Linked DNA regions of Mus musculus: region 1 is linked to region 2. A link is a loop called in an ENCODE intact Hi-C map of the cell type or tissue named here. Cell type or tissue: left cerebral cortex. All regions are shown on one strand.

The links. A loop is a pair of places that touch in the nucleus more often than their neighbours do. Peaks named below come from ENCODE experiments on the same cell type or tissue, not always from the same donor. Only the 100,000 strongest peaks of a DNase experiment are listed, where the experiment ranks them.
Region 1: it touches region 2 in a loop (2.3-fold over the local background); 5 of 42 quality-filtered maps call a loop at or near these places.

The regions. Positions count from the first base shown.
Region 1 is chr7:6,582,851-6,590,850 of GRCm38, forward strand. No RefSeq gene overlaps it. Among named protein-coding and RNA genes, the nearest start is that of Olfr1350, 17 kb to the left of the region's middle. In left cerebral cortex, a CTCF peak has its summit at 3,709 (motif pointing right); a DNase peak (open chromatin) is centred at 3,698.
Region 2 is chr7:7,184,571-7,192,570 of GRCm38, forward strand. No RefSeq gene overlaps it. Among named protein-coding and RNA genes, the nearest start is that of Zfp418, 17 kb to the left of the region's middle. In left cerebral cortex, CTCF peaks have their summits at 426 (motif pointing left), 3,062 (motif pointing left) and 3,924; DNase peaks (open chromatin) are centred at 3,067, 3,683 and 3,899; H3K4me3 peaks cover 839 bases; H3K27ac peaks cover 256 bases.

The DNA.
Region 1 (8,000 bases), 600 kb before region 2:
AAACAATGTTAAATCGTCCTACCTTGTGTCAATATTTTGTACAACACCCAGTGGAGATGATTTGCAAACAATTTCCCTAACCCATTATTTATCATTTTATGGATGACATACTATTGGCAGATCCAAATATAAATATCCTGGAAAGAATGTTTGATAAAGTAGAAAATTTTCTGCCTTGCTGGGGATTGCAAATCACTCCTGAAACAATACAAAGAGGGGAATCTGTTAATTATCTAGGGGATAGAATAGGTCTGCAAAAGGTTAGGCCACAAAAAGTGGACATCAGAAGAAACCAATTAAGGATCCTTAATGATTTTCAGAAGATACTGGAAGATATTAACTGGCTGTGACGTGTGATTGGCTTGGCCACTCAAAAGCTAAGCAATTTATTTCAAACCTTACAACATGACAAAGATTTAAATATCCCCAGGAAATTATCAGCCAAGGCTGAGAAGGAGTTAGATTTGGTAGAAAGGAAATTGCAGGATACACATCTAGATTGTATTGATCCAAAGATGGCCTATATCTTAGTCATCTTACCTTCTACTCATTCCCCTTCAGGAATTCTCATGCAGAGGAAAGATTGTGTCTTAGAATGGGTATTTTTTAGCACATAAACAGAGTAAGAAACTAAAAACCTACATTGAGAAGGTCTCTGAATTGATACTAAAAGGAAAAATGAGACTTTGATAATTAGTAGTCAGGATGGATCCAGCTGAAATTGTGGTGCCTTTTACTAATGCAGAGATGGCCTCTTACGGGCCTGTGATGAACACTGACAAAGAGCATGCAGTGATTTCTTGGGAGAGACTAACAACAGATACTCTAAAAGCAAGGGACTCCAGTTCATAAAAAGAACTAATTGGATTCTCTCTCATATAATAAAGGGAACTCCAATATCTGAAGCCCCTACATTTTATACTAAAGCCAATACATCAGGTAGGGCATGATATAAATCGGAAGATGTACGTATGGTGGCTGATAATCCTTATAAATCAGTTCAATAATCTGCATTATATGAAATACTCATGGTGTAGTCAGATTTTTCAAGAGTCTCTTAATATAGTAACTGACTCTCAATATGCAGGAAGGGTTGTTTTATACATAGAGACTGCTGAACTTATTCAAGATGATTCTGAATTGACTTCACTATTTATTCAGCTATAACAAATGATAAGAAATAGGAGTTATCCTCAGGTAACAGCAGATGCTGTCAAGGATGTGGAGAAAGAGGAACACTCCTCCACTGCTGGTAGGATTGCAAGCTGGTACAACCACTCTGGAAATCAGTTTGGCGGTTCCTCAGAAAATTGGATATAGCACTATCAGAAGATCCAGCAATACCACTCCTTGGCATAAACCCAGAAGATGATCCAACTTGTAATAAGGAACCACTCAGGAAACCAATCTGACAGTTCCTGAGAAAATTGTTCCATCTGAAGACCCATCTGTACTACTACTGGGCATATACTCAAAAGACGCTCCAACATATAACAAGCACACATGCTCCAGTACGTTTATAGCAGCCTTATTATTATAGCCAGAAGCTGGAAAGAACCCAGATGCCCCTCAACAGAGGAATGGATACATTTACACAATGGAGTACTACTCAGCTATTAAAAACAATGACTTCGTGAAATTTGCAGGCAAATGGATGAAACTATAAATTATCCTGATTGAGGAAACCCAGACACAAGAGCGCACACATGGTATGTACTCACTAATAAGTGGATTTTAGTTAAAAATATCAGACCACCCACAATACAACATATAAACCATATGGAGCGTAAGAAGGAAGACTAAAGTGTAGTTGCTAAAATCCTACATAGAACCTGGAAGAAAACAATCACAGGAGGTAGAAGGAGGGAGGGATGTGGGAGGCAGGGAGGAGGGGGAGTGAAAAAATCAGGGGCAGGTATTGGAAGGGACAGGAGAGAAGTAGAGAGGGTTAGGAAATTGAATAGAAACATGTAGCAGTGGGGGATGTGAACTGGGGGTAGCCACTAGAAAAGTCCCAGACTCCAGGAAGTGAGAGGCTCCCAGGACCCAACAGTGATGACTTTAGCCAAAATACCCAACAAAGGGGAGATACAACCTACATAGACCACCTGCAGTAGATAGGCACAGCCCCAGTTGAGGGATGGGGGCACCCTCCATCTCAAAAGTTTTAACCCAGAAATGTTCCTATTCAATGATGGGCCCTATTTGGCCTTGAGGACAAACCTGAGCCTGGCTTGATTTTCGAGACCTGTCATTCGCTTCTACTCCAGAATGACCTATAGACCTGAATGAGACTGCTTCTGACTAGCTACCACGGATGTATAAATTCCTGATAAGCCCTGTGAGATCACCCCACACACCTCGTCATCTCACCCCATATTTCTATCCCCACCTCTTTGCCCTGTTTATATAAACAAATTGCTGCCACATGTGGTTCTTCTCCGGTGTCCAACTCTCACCATCCTGCTCAGCCCTGGAGAGACCTGACAGGTCTGGGCTTCTCTCCTCGAAGCTACCTGCCGGCAAAGAGCTGACAATACAATGGAAAGACAGGGACAAAAAAAAAAGTGGAGCACAGACTGAAGGAGAGACCACCCCACCTAGGGATCTATCTATCCCATCTTCAGACACCAACCCCCTAAACTATTGCTGATGCCACAAAGAGCTTGCTTTCAGCAGCTTGGTATGGCTGTTCTCTGTGAGGTTCTTCCAGCACCTGACCAATACAGATGCAGATACTCAGACAACCATTGGACTGAGCCTGGAGACCACAATGGAAGTACTAGGGGAAGGAATGAAGAAGCTGAAGGGAACTGCAACCCCATAGGAAGAAAAATATTAACTAACTGGGCCACCCAGAACTAAACCACCAACCAAAGAGTACACATGGAGAAATCCATAGCTCCAGATACATATATAACAGAGGAGGGTCTTATTTGACATCAGTGGGAGGGGTGGTCCTTGGTCCTGTGGAGGTTCGGTGCCCCAGCACAGGGGACAGCTAAAGCAGTGAGGCAGGTGAATGGCTAGAGGAGCACCCTCATAGAGGCAAGGGGAGGGAGGAGAGGAGGGATAGGATGGGGGTTTGTGGAGGGGTAACTGGGAAGGGGGATATCATCTGAAAGGTAAATGAATAAAATGATTTTTAAAAAGGGGGTGTAGCTGCACACCCTAAGTAAATTGAGCTGAGTAGAGGCCCAAGCTGTAACCCAAGAAAGTTGGGGGCTGCTTGGGCACAGGACTGAGACTAATTGGTTTGGGGGCCATTATTGCCAGAAATGCAGCCTCTGCAGCTGAGGATGAGCAGCTGAAACAGGGGAGGAGCTGACTTCGCAACGCATTTCTCACAGGCACAGGGGGCATCTCTGCCCATGCTTGAATTCCTGTGCTCTCGCCCCCTCATGCTCACTTATCTGTGTCCCCACATCTAAGTGGACAGCCAAACCCCATTCTCCCAGCCACCTGCACGGTGTCAACTGAATCCTGAAATCAAGTGCACATGCAGTGGGCTGCAGTCAGCATCCATGCCTTGAGTCAGCCACACACGGGCATGGGATAGGGTTTGGGCCAATTTTCCAATTGAGGAAAAGCCATAACAGGTCACACATAGGAAATGGAAAACAGCAGAGGCTCAGAAGCTGAGTTTTTTCTGCAATCAACCTCTAAGAGAATCAGATACCACTACAGTATCCTAAATCGAACACAAGAGGGAGACAAAGACACAGGAAACTTGGGATCAGGTAATAGGGGGTTGAAGTAGATAATTTCAGAGAGCAATGGAGATGAGCATAAAGATGACAAACATAATAAAGACTTTTTGGGTGCTTATGTAGTGCTCATTTAAAACGGCTCAGAATGGATGGAAAAGTCTAGAGAAAATCGTAAAGAGAATCTGTTATGAATATCACCTGTCAATAAAAAAGCTGATGGCCAATGAGCTGAGGCAGGAAATGTGAGGTGGGACACTGTCAGAAAGAGAGAGGATTCTAGGAAATAGGGAGAGAATAAAAGAGGATGCAGGGAGCCACGTGGGAGGAGATTCCAGGAAACGGATAGGGAGACGGACATAGCAGGTAGCTGAACTCAGGGAGCCACCGAGGAAAACGCAAGGATGCAGGCCAGGACTGAAGGAGAGATAACTAATCAAGTGACAGACACAGAATAGTTTGAGTAGGTTAAATAACTTACGAGCTAGTCAGGAAATGAGCCAAAGCCTATGGCCTAGGTATTTTTAATTATAAACAGTCTCAGAGTTGTCATGCCAGGAGCAGGGGCTGAGAAAGGAAAAACAGATTTAATAAATACATTTTTACAGGAAATCAACACCTTGCTAAATATAATTATTACATTGTTAAGTTTCACTCTTATCCTACTAATGTTTCAGTTTGCTACATCTTATCAAAAACCAAAGTCTTAGAAAAAGGATTAAAAATTTTTATAAGAGAGAGTGAAGGCAATGTTAGAACATTAAAGGAAAATTAGAGACATTTGTAAACAAAACTGAGGAGGATACTAAAATAGTAAAGATAGGGAAACAAACATTACAGGGAATTTTAGAGACATGTATAAGCAAAATTTAGGGGGAGATTAAGATAATAAAGATACAAGAAAATAAAAATAATAAAAACTGGAGACAAGTCTTGGAAGAAAATTTACAAAAAAAATATGAGTAAACTTGAAGTAGTTATAAGACAGAGTGAGAAAGTAAGGCCAGAACAAAACCCTAAAATGATTTCCCAGCCTTGAGAAGGAACTTGGAAGGAAATGAAGGAAATCCATATGGTTACCACACATTTGAATGGCAACCTATAGAGGCTCAGGATTTTAAAAGGTTTAAGACCCAACAAGCAGCTGAAAGAGTCAGATGCAGATATTTACACCCAACCAATGGACAGAAGCAGCTGACCCCTGTTGTTGAATTACAGAAGGCTGAAAGAAGCTGAGGAGAAGGGTGATCCTATAGAAGGACCAGCAGTCTCAATTAATCTGGACCCCCGAGATCTCTCATACACTGGACCACGAAACAGGCAGCTTACAGCAGCTGATAAGAGTTCACCACACACATACAGTAGAGGACTTCCGAGTCTGGGTTCATTCAGAGATGATGCACCTAACCCTCAAGAGACTGGAAGCCCCAGGGAGTTTAGAGGTCAGGAGGGGTGGGGATGGGGACATCCACATGGAGAAGGGGTGGAGAGGAGGTGTGGGATGTGGAACAGTAGGGTGGACGGGGGTGGGGGTGGGAATAAAATATGGAGTATAAAAAAATAAATTTTAAAAAAGGAAAAAAAACAAGCTTGAATGGGATCATTGGGCACAGGAGAGAGAGGGGGGGAGGGAGGGGGAGGGAGGGAGGGAGGACGGACAGACAGACAAGCAAGCAAGCAATAATGAGCTATGGCCTCAAATACATAGGACAAGGCTGAACAACAGAGAGGAACTGAATCATTTACAAAGATAACCCAGGGTTCAAACGAACCTTTTACAAAGACTGACCACAGCTCCAACTATTAGAGAATTTTTAATTGAATCTTTAGCTTTTGAAAATGCTAACAGTAAATGCAAAAAATTAATTAGACCATTAAGAACAAGATTTGTACCTCTTTATGATGGATTAAAACAACTGCAGACACAGAAATAAATGTTCACAATGTCCATTGCTGTGTCTGTGAAAGATCAAGTTATTCCCTAAAGAACTGTAACCAAATAGTTCCTAAAGATAAATTCTTCTATAACAGGAATAATTCTAGAAGAAAGTTTCCTGTGAAATATAGAAGATGTGGAAGAAACAGTCGTATTGCTCGTGAGTTTGGGTCATCCAAAGATGTAGTACACAATTCCTTAATGTCAGAAAACAAACTTTTCTGCTGGGCTTTGCTTAAGACCCAAAACAACAGGAGCATTCGTTTCCTGTACACCAAGAAGAGGTATTTCTGAAAAGCAATTTTAAAATTCAAGGCCTGAAATGTGAGGAGCGGGTGCAGCCACCGCCCCAAGATGGCACCCGGGACAGCTGCCAGGTCTTCTGACCTGTGCCTGACTTCCTCATTACCTCAGACTTAGCCACAGCCCAGCCGCCTGCACTACGCAGCTCGCCTGAGGTGTCATCACTTGCTGTGAACCTATGGAGTGCCATTATGTGACTGGGGTGATTGGGAGGAGTCAGTAGGGTATTTAAGGTGCGCCCCGGGGTTGCTCGAGGGATTCCCGTTTCTGCATTGCAATGCTAAGTGTTCCTGAATAAACCTGCTTGAAGAAGGACAACGTGGTGTTGTGTCTTTCCTGCTGGTCGGGGTGGATGCGACACTGAAAGAGTTGGGGTGTGTGTGTGTGTGTGTGTGTGTGTGTGTTAAGTTGCCTTGTCCAGTGGGAACCTTACTGTGGCCACCACGACCACCAGGTTAGGGAGATGAGTGCCCCTTTAAAATCTCATGGAATAAAACTCACCAAACACCAAGTCTCTGTTTTGGGAGACTTCAGATATCACGATGTATGAGTGCTGGTAATATTTATAGTTCTGACCCATGGACAGAAATAGCTTTCCTCACCCAAAGCCAAACACCCTAGGAAAAAAAACCAATTTTCTGCATGTTTTAGCTGCAATAGGCAACATATAGCCTAAAGATCAATGTGAGTCTGTTCCCACTGGCCGCTGGACTTTGCTGCTGGGAAGGAGAAACAAGGGTGTTCCTGTCTGTATCTACCTGCACTGCTGCCAGGTGCTGGGCTTGGTAAGCACTCAAACACTGCTCAGGGAGTGATAGAACACTAAGATGGGGAAGCAGAAGTTGGGGTTCCCAGATCCCCCAGACATTAGTCACTGCTAGTGTGGCACACAGAGGACCCTGGAATGAAGGATCAGGGGTCCACAGGCCACGATAAGGCTGGGACCATTGGTGGCCCGCAGGCTGAGGATGGCGACAAGCCTGAGACCAAGGAAACTGGAGCTCTGGCTTAGCTCATTTGCTAAGGTAGGGGCAGGTGTCTGGAACCGCAGAGAGGCCTTCTGTGGGAGAGTTAAGCTGCGGCTCTGTAGGTAAAGGCCTTCTCCATGTTCCCCATGACAGTTCTCAATAAAAGAGACGGTCCTTGGTTCCAAACTGTTTACTGGTTGTTCACTGTGGAAAATGGATGTGTACCAACTTTTCAGAGTGGACCAGAGGATTAAATACCTTTTGCATGGAGGAATTTTTGGGAAGGGGAGCTTATTGGCTAAGCCCTCAGGGTCTCTAGGTACCTCGTTAGCATGGAGAACTCTGTTCTGGGCCTACATGACCATAGGACACATTTCCTTATGTGGGAAGTGTGGCACATGTTCCAGGCTGGGAATCTGGCAGGGAGCAGGAAGCCTCCTGCCATCTTAAGTGTGTACCCGGGTTTCCAGGGATTCAGACCCGCTCTACCTAACCAAGCTTCCTGGCAAGGTCCATTGTCCCACAGATCAACGTCCTAAAAATCACCCTACTACAGATCTCACAGCATGTACCCAACTATTGTGAGAAAGAACCAATTTACCTACCCGTTGTCCAAATCAAAGAGCTGCCCCAATCACTGCCCCCAATATAAAGAACTATGTACTATTTCACCCCCAAAAGAAGTTAATAGGCCCTTTAACGTCTTTTCAGACAGTATAGACGCTCCCCTACTGATTGATCTCCCCTATAGACTGATATACCCCTACAATTCTATTCCATCTCCACTATCCCCAGCCCTTTCCTCTGCCTTCCTTACAGAAACACAGGTGAATGCCTCCAAGAGGCCTCCTCATCTGAAGGTTGCAGGTATTATAGATACCACTTGTAACAGTAGCACCTGTAACAACAGTAGTTAACAGCACCTGTAACAACAGTACCACCATGTTTACCAACCTTAAATTTAATTTTCTGACAGCCGGCCACCTTCCTGGTGAGAGCACGGGGTCTGCCTGGCCTGAGAGGTTTGTGGCACAGGCGCCGGCGGGAGCCTTCTTGGCTCCGGGACTCCGCGGAGGGCAGGCTGCA
Region 2 (8,000 bases):
GGCTTTGATAATTGAGAGGTGGGGTTTTATATGAGAATATTACCTGTGGATTACTCTAGAGACTGTAGATGTTGCATTCTTGGAAATAATTTGCCTTTATCTTATGTCCTGAAATCTTAACTAAGTCTGAATTCAGGGTGTGACTTATAGCCAGATTTATAGTGAGAAATATCAGCAAAAAGCAGATCAGAAAGATTCAAATGCAGTTTTGCCAGGAACAGAATGTGTTGGAGTTACAAACAAAAAAGCCATAGTTACTAATGGAGACCACACTGTTAAAAGAAACTAAGTATTTTGTACTAAGGGCATAGAAAAAAAAAATACCTTGATGGCTCAGCAGTTAAGGACACTAGCTGCTCTTCCAGAGGTCCTGAATTTGATTCCCAGCAACCACATGGTAGCTCACAACCATTTATAAAGGGATCTGATGCCCTCTTCTGTATGTCAGTGTATGTGCAGGCAGAGTACTCTTACATCTAAAAAATAATAATACAGATATAATTTTTTAATTTGTTTAAAACAACATTCTTGTGGAAATTCTTTCCTGGGTCCAGTTACCCCTATGTAGGCCACTTCAGCTGTGGATCAGTGAACCTGTGTTTCTGCTTGAGCTGGCAGTGTTTGTAGCACTAACGTGGTGCTCCTTTTACAGGCAGGCAGGATATAAGTTACAGAGGAGTGTGTAGAGGCTTCCACCAATTCCAGGCATAGCCCGAGATGCTGGGTGGTATGTGACAAGGCCTCAGGGTTAGGCATACTCAAGCCTATTAGATCTCAAGTGATCCTGATCCCAGAAGTAGTGCTACAGAATTTGGGTTTTTTCCATATTGTTTGTTGCTCTCCTTAGTTTCCATCCCTCCCTTCTGTGGCCCAATTCTTCCCTTTTGAAGTAGGTATGTTTAGTCTGTGCCACTGTTATTTTGGATTTACAACCCCCCCCTTTTTGGTTTTACTTTGCTCAGTTTAGAGTTTAACCTTTGCTCACATAAGAAAGGGGCCTCTGAACAGTATTGAAACTGTTAAGACATAAATAAGACTGTTGAAGTTGGGGGAAATGAATTTTTTTTTTTTTTTTTTTTTTTTTTTTTTTTTTGCATCATAAGAGAGCTGTGAGCCTCTGGGAGCCAGGAATGGGATTTTATGGTTTGAATCTGAATTGCCTCTCACGTTTTAAAAACCTTGCTACATTGGCAAGCAGTGGAATCTTTGGAGTTGTGGCAAAAGTGAGCAGGAGTTGGTGATTAAAAGCAGGTGTTGAAAGTTATACCAACCCCTAGTTCAGCAATTCTCAACCCCTTTGGAACCGTATGTGACCCCTTTGGTAGTCACATAATTTATAATACAGTTCAGAATAGTAGCAAAATTATTGTTATGAAGTCGCAACAAAATAGTTTTATGGTTGCAGGTCACCACAACATGAGGTACATATTAAAGGGTGACAGCACTAGGAAGGTTGAGAACCAAGCCCCCAGTTGTTGCTGCCAGTCTGCTTAATACCATGTTGTGAGCAGCCTTCCCCATGTGTTCCTGTTTGTTGCCTTGAGCTAAGCTGCACCCTACCACACCCCCATATCCTCCATTTTGACAGACTGAAAGCCTTTGAAACTGAACCAATGTAAATCATTCCTTTGGTTATGCAAAATTAACACACTGATGTATAGCAGATGTGCATTTGTGTGTACAATTTTTTATGGTATAAGCATTGAACAGGTTATAAAACCTTAAAACCATCATGATATCAATAATGTTTCAATCCAGAATTTTTCTGCTCTTGTATTATGTTTTCCGTGGGGTTTTAGGTATTTGGTGATTTGCTTACTTTCAAAATGGTTTAATTTGTAGCTCTTATAATTTTATTTGAACAGAATCTGAAAGTGTTTGCCTGTTTTTTTTTCTTCCAAATATTTTACAAATTTCTTTTTTTTTTTAAATTAGGTATTCATTTACATTTCAAATGCTATCCTGAAAGTCTCCTATATCCTTCCCCTCGCCATGCTCCCCTACCCACCCACTCCTACTTCTTGGTCCTGGTGTTTCCCCTGTACTGGGGCATATAAAGTTTGCAAGACCAAGGGGCCTCTCTTCCCAAAGATGGCCGACTAGGCCATCTTCTGCTACCATTGCAGCTGGAGACACGAGCTCCGGGGTTACTGGTTAGTTCATATTGTTTCACCTATAGGGTTGCAGACCCCTTCAGCTCCTTAGGTACTTTCTCTAGCTCCTCCATTGGGGCCCTGTGTTCCATCCAATAGCTGACTGTGAGCATCCACTTATGTGTTTGCGAGGCCCAGCATAGTCTCACAAGAGACAGCTATATCAGGGTCCTTTCAGCAAAATCTTGCTGGTGTATGCAATAGTGTCTGGGTTTGGTGGCTGATTATGGGACGGATCCCCGGGTGGGGCAGTCTCTGGATGGTCCATCCTTTCGTCTCAGCTCCGAACTTTGTGTCTGTAAGTCCTTCCATGGGTGTTTTGTTCCCAATTCTAAGAAGAGGCGAAGTGTCCACACTGTTTTCTAATTATTTCCATATTGGATAATTGGCTCATTACTGTTACCTATATGAACACATAATTTTTATTGTTATCCAGAATTCTGTGGACAAGTCAGTGGTCATGTGTTAATGGCCAAGTGGCTAATTGCTAATTGAAGACTATTAATAAAGCTACAAAGAACATAAGTATTCCGATCTTTTTTTGGAGAATGTATTTTACTTATACTAGTGATTTCAGTTAAGGTAACTTATATTTAAAAACTTCAAGATGGGTTTAAATTAATTGAGTCCATTGTGGTTCACAGCATCAGGAAAAATATGGAACATTGTGTGAGCTTGGTCCAAGAAGAAAACATTTCCTAGCAGAGAAAGACCAGTATTTGATGAAGAGTATGTGAGTAGCTGCTCTCTCCTGCTAGAACCTCCAAACCAGCACTTGAGAAAATCTTAAGAGGCTGAAGAGATGTCTCAGCAGTTAAGAGGTCAACCAGTGTACCCAAGTTCAGTCCCTAGCACTTCTGTTAGACTGCTAATGCCTGACCTTTACCCCCGCTCTGGGGGATCTGACACCCTCTTCTGGCCTGCGTGGGTACACATAGAGATAAAAATAAATATTTAAAAAAGAACGAACGAAAGATAAAGATCGCAAACATCGTCTTAGGGGTAATGCACAGCCATATTAATCGCATTCTGAACAGCTACAGATGGCTCCAAATCCAGCTTCTCCCTCCAGACACCCAGTCCTCACCCAGCTCTACTTTACCAGTTCATAGATATGAAGAGATCCCAAGAGACTCCAAAACATCAGATTGTTGTTGTTTGGTTTGGTTGGTCTTACTGATGCCATATGACTCAAACAGTTCTAAGTCTTTTTTTTTTTTTTTTTCTTTCTACTCTGTATTTTCTGCTGCAGTTCCCTAAGCCCAAGAGTCTGAAAGGGTGGGGTCCACCCTGGGATCTGGAATCTAAGGCTTATTTGAGATAACGCCAGGGGTCCTTCTTATCACACAGGACCGGAACTCGATCCTAGACGTTGTTTATCCCAATCCTGCGCTTTTCCGTGAGTGGATTATTATTCTTATACTTTTAGCAGTTTCCAGAATCCTGATTGGTATGCATAAAATTGCCACTGAGACCGACTGAGAAGGTGGAGGAGCTAAGGAAACTACATTACCCACAATTCATAGAGTGGCAAACGGCTGGACCAATGGTCTCTCGGAAAGATCTTTTCTGTGTTAGGGCCGCAAGCTATGGGCGAGATTTCCTAGATTTTTCTAACTCTGCCCAGTGGTCCTTGTAGCTGCGCTGGGTTTGTTGTTGTTGTTGTTGTTGTTGTTGTTGTTGTTTTCTCCCTATCGGAGATACAAGAGTGTGGCGTGGTGACTAAGATGGGCAGAGAGGACAGGTGAGGAGCTCTGTCGCCACCAACCGGCCGCGGTGAGGGATGCTCCAGCATTTGCAGAGTACTTGGGCTGCTGCCTCAGTGGCAAAACCTGTTGCGTTCTCCTGAGTGAGAGACGAGTATAATAACTCAAGTGATTCCAATTTTTTAGGTTTTTATCATAACTATTTTTAAGTTGATTGTAGAATTCGATTTGGTGTGTGTGTGTGTGTGTGTGTGTGTGTGTGTGTGTGTGTGTGTGTGTGCAGGTGTCTCTGGGGGTGAGATGGCAGCGGCAGATTCACCTTTAACAGGAGCTACAGAGCATTGTAAGCCTTAGATCCCAGATCCCAGGGTGGACCCCACCCTTTCAGACTCTTGGGCTTAGGGAACGCATGTGCTCCTAACTGCCAGGTCATCCTTAGTCCCCTTTTCTTATTTCTTTTAGCCTATAGTAATTAAACAAACGAGTTTCATGTAATGTTTTCATAATGCATATCACATACTTTGTTCATTTTCATTCCACTATCATCATCATCATCTTCTCCTTCTCCTTCTCCTTCTCCTTCTTCTTCCTTCTTCTTCTTCTCCTTCTTCTTCTCCTTCTTCTTCCTTCTTCTTCTTCTTCTTCTTCTTCTTCTTCTTCTTCTTCTTCTTCTTCTTCTTCTTCTTCCTTCTTCTTCTTCTTCTTCTTCTTCTTCTTCTTCTTCTTCTTCTCCTTCTCCTTCTCCTTCTCCTTCTTCTTCCTTCTTCTTCTTCTCCTTCTTCTTCTCCTTCTTCTTCCTTCTTCTTCTTCTTCTTCTTCTTCTTCTTCTTCTTCTTCTTCTTCTTCTTTTGTATTTATTTTGCAATAGCATACCACTCTAACTAGCATGGAACTCACTATGTAGACCAGGCTGGACTTCAGCTAACAGAGATCCAGCTGCTTTTTGCCTCTGAGTGCTGAAAATAAAGGTTTGCACCACCACACCAGGCGCTTCTCTTTGTAAGATCATAGTTCTGTCAGATGGGAGCAGGACTCTTCTGTCCTCATTTAAACTTAATTATCTCCAAACAGAGACTGCCATTGAGTATGGTCATACTGAAGAATAGAATGTTGACGTGAACTTTGAGACGCATAGTTTAGTCCAGGCAGTCCATAGATACTTGCTTTCCAGCTGAAATTTGCTTACTTCGGGTTTTTTTTTTTTTTAGCTTTTTTTTATTAGTTATTTTCTTTATTTACATTTCAAATGCTATCCTGAAATTTCCCTATATCCTACCCCCACCCTGTTCCCCTACCCTCTCACTCCCACTTCTTGGCCCTGGTGTTCCCCCGGACTAGGTCATATAAAGTTTACAAGACCAAGGGGCCTCTCTTCCCTGTGATGGCCGACCAGGCCATCTTCTGCTACACATGCAGCTAGAGACACGAGCTACAGGGGTACTGGTTAGTTCATATTGTTGTTCCTCCTATAGGGTTACAGACCCTTTCCGCTCCTTGGGTACTTTCTCTAGCTCCTCCATTGGGGGCCCTGTGTTCCATCCTATAGATGACTATGTGCATCCACTTCTGTATTTGCCAGGCACTGGCATAGCCTCACAAGAGACAGCTATACCAGGGTCCTTTTAGCAAAATCTTGCTGGCATATGCAATAGTGTCTGGGTTTAGTGGCTGATTATGGGATGGATCCCCGGGTGGGGTAGTTTCTGGATGGTCCATCCTTTTGTCTCAGCTCCAAACTTTGTCTCTGTAACTCCTTCCATGTGTATTTTGTTCCCTTTTCTAAGGAAAAATGAAGTATCCACACTTTGGTCTTCCTTCTTGATTTTTTTTTTTTTTTGTGTTTTGCAAATTGTATCTTGGGTATTCTAAGTTTCTGGGCTAATATCCACTTATCAGTGAGTGCATATCACATGAGTTCTTTTGAGATTTGGTTACCTCACTGAGGATGATATCCTCCAGAGTCATCCATTTTTCTGAGAATTTCATAAATTCATTGTTTTTAATAGCTGAGTAGTACTCCATTGTGTAAATGTACCACATTTTCTGTATCCATTCCTCTGTTGAGGGACATCTGAGTTCTTTCCAACTTCTGGCTATTATAAATAAGGCTGCTATGAACATAGTGGAGCATGTGTCCTTATTACCAGTTGGAACATCTTCTGGATATATGCCCAGGAGAGGTATTGCTGGATCCACCGGTAGTACTATGTCCAATTTTCTGAGGAATCGCCAGACTGATTTCTAGAGTGGTTGTACAAGGTTGCAATCCCACCAGCAATGGAAGAGTGTTCCTCTTTCTCCACATTCTCACCAGCATCTGCTGTCTCCTGAATTTTTGATGTTAACCATTCTGACTGGTGTGAGGTGGAATCTCAGGGTTGTTTTGATTTGCATTTCCCTGATGATTAAGGATGTTGAACATTTTTTCAGGTGCTTCTCAGTCATTCGGTATTCCTCAGTTGAGAATTCTTTGTATAGCTCTCAACCCCATTTTAAATATGGTTATTTGAATTTCTGGAGTCCAGCTCTTTGTATATATTGGATATTAGTCCTCTATCTGATTTAGGATTGGTAAAAATCCTTTCCCAATCTGTTGGTGGCCTTTTTATCTTATTGACAGTGTCTTTTGCCTTACAGAAGCTTTGTAATTTTATGAGATCCCATTTGTAAATTCTTGATCTTACAGCACAAGCCATTGCTGTTCTCTTTAGGGATTTTTCCCCCCTGTGCCCATATCTTCGAGACTTTCCCCTACTTTCTCCTCTATACATTTCTGTGTCTCCTGTTTTATGTGGCGTTCTTTGATCCAGTTAGACTTGATCTTTGTACAAGGAGATAAGAAAGGATCAATTCACATTGTTCTACATGAAAACCGCCAGTTGTGCCAGCACCAATTGATGAAAATGCCATCATTTTTCCACTGGATGGTTTTAGCTCCCTTGTCAAAGATCAAATGACCATAGGCTTGTGGATTCATTTCTGGTTCTTCAATTCTGTTCCATTGATCTACATGTTTTTCGCTGAACCAGTACCATGCAGTTTTTAATCACAATTGCTCTGTAGTACAGCTTGAGGTCAAACATGGTGGTCCCACTAGAGTTTCTTTTATTGTTGAGAATAGTTTTTGCTATCCTAGGTTTTTTGTTATTCCAGATGAATTTGCAAATTGCCCTTTCTAACTCAGCAAAGAATTGAGTTGGGATTTTGATGGGGATTGTATTGAATCTGTAGATTGCTTTCCGCAGGATAGCAATTTTTACTATATTAATTCTGGATGAAATGAACAACTTCCTGGACAGATACCAGGTACCAACGTTAAATCAGGATCATATTAATAATATGAACTATCTCATATCCCCTAAAGAAATAGAAGTGGTCATTAACAGTCTCCCAACCAAAAAAAGCCCAGGACCCAATGGGTGTAGTGCAGAGTTCTATCAGACCTTCAAAGAAGACCTAATTCCAACTCTCCTCAAACTATTCCACAAAATAGAAACAGAAGGTTCTCTACCCAATTCATTCTATGAAGCCACAATTACTCTGATACCTAAACCATACAAAGATCCAACAAAGAAAGAGAACTGCAGACCAATTTCCCTTATGAATCGTTGCAAGTATACTCAATAAAATCCTCGCAATCTGAATCAAAGAACACATCAAAACGATTATCCATCATGACCAAGTAGGCTTCATCCTAAGGATGCAGGCATGGTTTGATATACAGAAATCCATCAACGTAATCCTCTATATAAACAAACTCAAAGACAAAAATCACATGATCATCTCCTTAGATGCTGAGAAAGCATTTGACAAAATCCAACACCCCTTCATGATAAAAGTCATGGAAAGATGAGGAATTCAAGGCCCATACCTAAACATAATAAAAGCAATATACAGCAAACCAGTAGCCAACATCAAAGTAAAGGGAGAGAAGATGGAAGCAATCACACTATAATCAGGGACTAGACAAGGCTGCCCACATTGTCCCTACCTATTCAACATTGTACTTGAAGTCCTAGCCAGAGCAATTCGACAACAAAAGGAGATCAAGGGGATACAAATTGGAAAGGAAGAAGTCAAAATATCACTATTTGCAGATGATATGATAGTATATATAAGTGATCCTAAAAATTCCACAAGA